Regions from separate parts of the Homo sapiens genome. Here regions 2 and 3 are each linked to region 1. A link is a loop called in an ENCODE intact Hi-C map of the cell type or tissue named here. Cell type or tissue: mammary epithelial cell. All regions are shown on one strand.

Region 1 (2,500 bases):
GACAACATGGTGAAACCTCATCTCTACTAAAAATACAAATTTAACTGGGTGTGGTGGTGCATGTCTGTAATTCCAGCTACTTGGGGAGGCTGAGGCTGGACAATCGCCTGAACCCGGGAGGCGGAGATTATAGTGAGCTGAGATCACGCCATTGCGCACCAGCCTGGGCAACAAGAGCAAAAAAACTCTGTCTCAAAAAAAAAAAAAATTGTCACTTTGGGAGGCCAAGGCGGGTGGATCACGAGGTCAAGAGATCGAGACCATCCTGGCTAACATGGTGAAACCCCGTCTCTACTAAAAATACAAAAATTAGTTGGGCGTGGTGGTGTGTGCCTGTAGTCCCTGTTACTTGGGAGGCTGAGTCAGGAGAATCGCTTGAACCCAGGAGGTCAAGATAGCAGTGAGCTGAGATTGTGCCACTGCACTCCAGCCTGGCAACAGAGTGAGACTTTGTCTCAAAAAACAAAAAAATTGTACACATTTAAGGTGTACAATGTGATGTTTTGATATATGTGTACATTGTGAAGTGATTATCACAATCAAACTAGTCACATATCTGTCATGTTTGTTTGTGTGTGGTGTGAATGCTTAAGATCTATTTTCTTAGCAAATTTCACGTATACATTTTTTTCCCCTTTTTTAAAGAGATAGGATGTCACTACATTGGCCAGGCTGGTTTCAAACTCCTGGGCTCAAGCAATCCTCTACCTCAGCCTCCTGAGTAGTGGGGATTACAGAGGCATGCCACAGTACTCCACAACACATTATTATTAACTATAGTCACCGTGCTGTAAAGTAGGTTTCCAGACCTTATTCACCTTATAACTGAAGTTTTGTACCCTGTAACCAACATCCCCCAGTCCATGGTAACCACCATACTACTACTCCGTGTTATGGTGAGCTCGACGTTTATTTAGATTCCACACGAGTGAGATATGCAGTATTTGTCTTTCTGGGTCTGGCTTATTTCACTTAAGATAATGTTCTCCAGGTTCACCAGTGTTGTAGATCCTTGGGCATTTTTAGAAGTGAAGGTCTGCCTGTGAAGATTTCCTAGAAGCTTCTGCCCTCTAGCGCCCAGCCTGAGAGGTAGTGTGGCACCATCCCTACTTATCCGTGCTTCCTTCCTCAATTTACAAATCGTGATTCAGCGTGAGAAAATGATAAAGTCAGCAGGATGGAGGTGAGTAGTGCAAATACATAGCAAATACTGTAAAGATTGATGGAAGAGAAATTGGGAGAATCTAGTTAACTAGACCCAAAAGCATGCACACACCAGTATTATTTCCTTCCCTTTCTCTCGCCCCCTCCGCTTGTAAGTTACCCTCCACCCCATCCCTTCTCCAGGAGAAACGTGCAGCCAGTCCTCAAAGTCCCCCATCACTGGTCATGTCCTTAATCTCCCTGCTTTCTTCTGCCCTTCTTTCCAAGTGGAGAATGTGGGTTACCTGGTGGGAGAAAGCAGATCTGACTGAAGTTCTCTATGGACTCCAGTAGAAGGCATAACTTCGTATAGGTGGGCCTATATCCGTCATTTATTGTTTTCTAAAAACAGATTTGTTATGATGAGAAAAATAATGCACGCTAATTGCAGAAAAGTACAAATTCCCTCACTTATTTATTTCTGCATGCAGATGCTTATTTAACTCAGGCTAAGTAGGTTAAGGTAAGAAATTCTGGAATGGGAAGACAGATCATTAGAGAAGAGGATAGTGGAGCTTCTAAGAGAGTCCAGGTAGGGATCACACCCAGACTCTGCATTCTTTCCCCTCCTCTGAACGCTGCCCCTTGACGTTCTTCGGTTTCCCTTCCTTCAGAGCATGTGCCCAATATCACTGTACACATTCACGTAGTTCTTTCCGCCTCTGACCTGTGATTGCTTGGGGATCTGAGCACCACGGACTGGACTGGGGTGACCTGGTGGGTTGGGCTGAATGCGGGCGCTGGGGCAGCTGCCATGGCCAAGCCTTGCCCTGGAGAACAGCTGTGCTGGGCCCACTCAGACGTACGTGCCTCCCCAGCAGACTGGCTGCATCTGGTATCCTCTTTGACTTCATCTGCATCTCTGTAACTCGAGGTCAAGCAGAAAAGAATAACCTGTTGAAATAACAAATCCATTAAGTTATTTTTAAATATGGATAAGTAAAAAATAAGAAAACAGAAATGGTTTATAATCCCACCTCCTAGCTAGCCTTTGTGGATATTTAAAAAATTACAGGCACAGCCTTAAAATGTGCAAAACAGCACGGGAAAGTCCAAATGAAAAGTAGACAGACTTTCTTTCCAGCAGTCCTTCATTTCAAAGATAACCATTACTGTCTGGGAAAAAAATATGTATGTGTATACTATCTTTTAAAATTTGTAGAACATAGATTTTTTTCCATATTCATTCTGCTGCTTTTTTCTTTTTTCACTTCCTATTTCTCAGAGATATTTATACATTGGCACATCTAGATGTAATTAATACTTCTTAAAAGTGCATAGAATTCCATTTGTAAGG
Region 2 (2,500 bases), 380 kb before region 1:
TGGCCACTCTCCCTCCCACCCACAGAGGGGCCAAGTCCAGGCCCATCAGCTCCGTCTCTGCTTGCTTAAACCAAACTGGCACCCAGATACCCTGTTTGCTGGCAGGAGTGATAACAAGAAGCATTTATCAAACCCTTACTTGTGCTCAATGCTGTAGGAAGCACTCGATGTATCTGAGCTCATTTAATCCTTGCAAAGGTACTATTATTGTTGCCATTTTACAGATTATAAAACTGGGGCTTAGGCTGGAATGGTGGCTTGCACCTGCAATCCCAGCACTTAAGGAGGCCGAGGCAGAAGGATTGCTTGAGCCCAGGTGTTTGAGACCAGCCTGGGCAACTTAGTGAGACCCTGTCTCTGTAAATAATAGTAATTTTAAAAATTAGCCAGGCATGGTGCTGTGTACCTGTAGTTTCAGCTACTTGGGAGGCCGAGGCAGGAGGATCGCTTGTGCCCAGGAGTTCAAGACCAGCCTGGGCAATATAGTGAGACCCTCCTCTCTACCAAAAAAAAAAAATATATATATATATATATATTTTGTTTGTTTGTTTAATATATATATTAAAAAGCCTGGGCTTAGGAAGGTCAGACAACGGCTCGGGTCACGCGGCTAGTTGATACTGTCAGGGTTGAGCCCAGGACCCCAGCCTTGGTTTGTGTGGTGCAGACTCCCCAGCTCTCCTGGCCATTGGCCACCACACCCCTCCCAAGGGCTGCGGAGCACTTCTTGGGCCTTTGCTGTCTTTGACAGCCCCTTGGTGCCACCTCAGTAAGAAAAGCAGAAGGGAAGTGAGGCCATGAGAAGGTAGAGAGAACCTGCCCCTGTCTGCATGTCCTCCCACCCTCGGATGTGGATCGGGTAGGGTAAGCGCTATCTGGGAGGAAGCCGAGGCAGCCGGGAAGTTGGACCCCAGAGCTGACTGGGGGCCTGAGGCTTTGCTTAGGTTGGACTCATTCCTGCACCTCCCATGGGTCACTACCGCCACCCGGTGGTCGGTGTCCAAATAGCATCAACAGTGCGGTTTTAGTTTCCTTCTCCCACCTGCCGGATCCCGCCCCGGGCACCCTCGGGGGAAACCCTGCCTTCTCCGGAAACACCTGTCTGGGCCGCCCACCAAGTCCTCCTCGGGACTTCCTGTCGTGAATCCTCGCTGCTCACCTTCCCTCTGCCCTACCAGCAGCGTCCAGCAGATCAACTCATTATCAATCTGGAAGGACAAACATGGTTTTCTTAGCAGAGTGGCGCTGCTAAGGTTAAGGCTAAGACCTCAGCCCTGAGCGGGCGCGGTGGCTCAAGCCTGTGGTCTCAGCTACTCAGGAGGCTGAGGCAGGAGGATCCCTTGAGCCCAGGAGTCCAAGACCAGCATGGGCAACATAGTGAGGCCCTCGTCTCTATAAAATAATTTAAAAATTAGCCGGGCATGGTGTGTGCCTGTAGTCCTGTTGTACCTAGGCGAGTTAAGGAAACGCTACACTTTGAGACGAATTAAGAGTCCTTTATTAAGCCGGTGGCCAAAGAGACAGCTAATGCTCAAAATTCTCTCGGCCACGAGTAACGAGCTCGATTAACTTTTATACTTAGGTTTAGGAAGGGGAGGGGGACTCAAATGTAATAATTCTACAGAAGTAAAAACATGCAAGAATCAAAAGAAGCAAAATAGTTACAGAGAGATAAACAACTTGAAAGACAAATAGTTACAAGAAGAGCAACGGTACCAGGTGCAAGGTTCTAAATCTTTCATTATAATTAGATATAAGGTCTATGCCGGACACGAACTCAAGGTTTTATGTTGTTATCTCTTAGAGAAAAATCCTAAGAACTTCATACATTGTTGGTGTTAGTACCTTATCAGTTAATTGGGCTCTTTTGAAATGCTGAGGATCTGTTTACCCAGGCCAACTCCTTACGGAAGGGGGTTAGGTGAGGAGCCTTTAGTGTCTTGTAAATTAAAAGGTCAATTGGAGTTTGTCCAGCCTTCCCAGCTAGAGAGAGTCTTATTTACATGAGAAGCAAGGCTAGGTGATTAAAGAGACAAGCAGGACAAAATTCAAAGTAACAAGTTAGAGTAAAAAGGTTAGGCGTTTCAGTCCCAGCTATTCGGGAGGCTGAGGTGGGAGGATCCGTTGAGCCCAGGGGTTCCAGGCAACGGTGAGCCATGATTGCACCACTGCCTGGGCCACAGGGAGAAACAGCCACTCTAAAACAAAAAACCACCTCAAGGAAGGGAAGGAGAGTCTGCAGGATTCGGCCCATGGGAGAAGATGTGGTCAGCCAAGCCCCCCCTTGGGAGCATGTTCCTTACTTTTATTATAGATTCACTTCCACCGAGTGGATGTGAATTCTTACCACCTACAAAGTACGACGTTGCCAACACTGATCAAGAGCACAATGGACATTCTCAACGTTCCGCTATTGGTCACCTGAGGGATAATGACTGCGACAGAGGACTTGATTTCAACTTCAGCACCCTTCTGCCTGCCATACGCTGCTTTTTGAGGG
Region 3 (2,500 bases), 270 kb before region 1:
ATACTTTCAGTTGGAAAATCATCTTCAACATGGTATAACAATAATCTCATTGAAGTATAATTAGCACAAATTCAGACGAAGTGCTATTGTTTAATGAGTTTTATATTTTTAAAAGTAAATTAATTAGGCCTCATGCATACTTCCCGGGAATCTGAAAGAGCTGATCATATCAGTTACTGTGGAGGGAGGTTTTCCTCACCCTGCCCATGAACTGCAGGGACAACAACATGGCAAAGGCTGGCCATCCTTCTTGGCTGATACTTTACTTTTACACCTTTCTTCTTTGATTGATTTTTTTTTTCCTGTATAGGAAAATATTTCCATGGGCCTTAACTTCAGGAAACCTAAATTTCAAGTTCACCTTTACCAAGGGAACCTGGATCAGTGGTTACATCAACTTCTTTGTGGCACTTGCACACAAGAGACAGGGTCTCTCTCTGTCACCCAGGCTGGAGTACAGTGACACAATCATAGCTCACTGCAACCTTGAAGTCTTGGGTTCAGGTGATCCTCCCACCTTAGTCTCTTTTTACCTTGATGTGACTCCATTTGTCCATTTTTTGCTTTGATTGCTTCTGCTTACTCAATAATTCTTTGCTCAGACCAATGGCCTAGATGGGTTTCCCAGTGTTTTCTTGCAGTAGTTTCATAGTTTGATGTCTTAAGATTTAAGTCTGTAATACATTTAGAAAATTATCTTAGTTGATCACTTATTTGGAATTAAGCTGTGTCTTTGGGAATAGCAAATGTATAGTATAGAATGTGTTGCTTGGTTATGTCTAAGCTTGGGTTCAGAGAGTTATGCAAATAAAACAACAAGCAAAGTGCTGCCATCCTCTTCGTAAGGACCATGTGTGCAGCTGGGTCAGAGGAAGGGCTGGAAGCCCAGCCCCAGTGCCGGCTACCTTTCTGACTGTAAGCAAAGTCTTATCACAGCTTGATGCCTCTGTGTTCCTATCTGCCAAATGGATGCAAAACCCCGTGTCTTGGGCTGCAATGAGAATGAAAGGAGACAGGGTAGGTGGTCAAGCTCAGTAAGGGGTCCATCATGTCACTCTGGTACTTGAGACGGGGACTGGTAGCAATGAGCCTTCTGGGCCTTCCGTGGCACTGAAGCAGGGGTCATGGGGGCCACTGGGTGGCGCCAGCGACGCTCAACCGGCAAAGAGGGGAAGGGAGAAAGCAGAGCCCAGGGAGGGCTGGAGGGAGTCTGGTCTTGAGCCAGAAAACCACAGGGGGATGGGCCGCCGATGGGCCCAGGAAATAGAGGTGGCTACCAAGAGCAAAAACAGTGGCCAGGCGCAGGCGCAGGCGCTCAGCCTGTAATCCCAGCACTTTGAGAGACTGAGGCTGGAGGATCCTTTAAGTCCAGGAGTTTGGGACCAGCCTGGGCAACATAGTGAGACCCATCTCTACCAAAAAAAAAAAAAAAAAAAAAAGAGCAACAGCAGCTATCCAAGGGTCACGTGAGCTGCCCTGCAACCTACTAGAAAGGGAACAGCCCTGGGATACAGCTCTAAGGTTCTCGTAATGAGGCTGCTAGAGGTTCAAGCTGCGACTACACATTTTTGTTTGTTTTGTTTTTTGAGACGGAGTCTCACTCTGTCGCCAGGCTGGAGTGCAGTGGCGTGATCTCGGCTCACTGCAACCTCCGCCTCCTAGGTTCAAGCGATTCTCCTGCCTCAGCCTCCCGAGTAGCTGGGATTACAGGCACACGCCACCATGCCTGGCTAATTTATACATTTTTAGTAGAGACAGGGTTTCACCATGTTGGTCAGGAAGGTCTTGATCTCTTGACCTGGTGATCCGCCCGCCTCGGCCACCCAAAGTGCTGGGATTACAGGCGTGAGCCACCGTGCCCAGCCATTTTTGTTTTTCACTGAAGTCCATTGTCTATCTTCTCTCTCACACATATTTTTCTCTTTCTCCTTTTTTTCTGTTTCTCTCTTTATTTAAAATCCTGGTGAGGCCCATTATACACAATTGACCAGTGAGCAACATAGGTTTGAGCTGCATGGGTCCACTTATACTCGAACTTTTTTCAGTAAGTCTCTCCTGCCTCCCTTTCCATCCCCTCCATCTCTTCCACCTCTGCCACCCCTGAGACAGCAAGACCAACTCCTCCTCCTCCACCTCCTGTTCTTCCTCCTACTCCTCAGCTACTCAATGTGAGGATGAGGAGGATGAAGACCTTTAGGATGATCCACTTCCACTTAATGAATAGGAAATGCATTTTCTTTTCTTATGATTTTCTTAGTAATATTTTCTTTTCTCTAGTTTATTATAATACAGTATGTATTCTTATGCATGATGTATACATATATGTATTCATATTCTTATACATACTGTATTCTTATAACATATATACATATAACATACAAAATATGTGATAATTAGCTGTTTATGTTATTGGTAAGGCTTCTGGTCAACAGCAGGCTATTGAGAGGTGACAACCTGCCAGCAGCCCTCGCTCGCTCTCGGCGCCTCCTCGGCCTCGGAG

What was found. Peaks named below come from ENCODE experiments on the same cell type or tissue, not always from the same donor. Only the 100,000 strongest peaks of a DNase experiment are listed, where the experiment ranks them.
Region 2: it touches region 1 in a loop (4-fold over the local background); 5 of 110 quality-filtered maps call a loop at or near these places.
Region 3: a loop joins it to region 1, with 14 times the contacts of the local background. A loop is called at or near these places in 14 of 110 quality-filtered maps.

What each region holds. Positions count from the first base shown.
Region 1 is chr1:231,589,704-231,592,203 of GRCh38, forward strand. All of the region lies in intron 4 of TSNAX-DISC1 (TSNAX-DISC1 readthrough (NMD candidate)), which reads left to right. LINC00582 (long intergenic non-protein coding RNA 582) reads right to left here. Exons shown (of 2, transcript NR_034037.1): 2 at 1,589-2,097. Among named protein-coding and RNA genes, the nearest start is that of LINC00582, 21 kb to the right of the region's middle. In mammary epithelial cell, a CTCF peak has its summit at 1,087 (motif pointing left); no DNase peak of the experiment used is centred here.
Region 2 is chr1:231,210,516-231,213,015 of GRCh38, forward strand. All of the region lies in intron 8 of TRIM67 (tripartite motif containing 67), which reads left to right. Among named protein-coding and RNA genes, the nearest start is that of TRIM67-AS1, 24 kb to the left of the region's middle. RefSeq lists enhancers at 821-1,230, 1,351-1,410. In mammary epithelial cell, a CTCF peak has its summit at 985 (motif pointing left); a DNase peak (open chromatin) is centred at 1,006; H3K4me3 peaks cover 380 bases.
Region 3 is chr1:231,314,846-231,317,345 of GRCh38, forward strand. No RefSeq gene overlaps it. Among named protein-coding and RNA genes, the nearest start is that of EXOC8, 22 kb to the right of the region's middle. In mammary epithelial cell, a CTCF peak has its summit at 1,129 (motif pointing right); no DNase peak of the experiment used is centred here.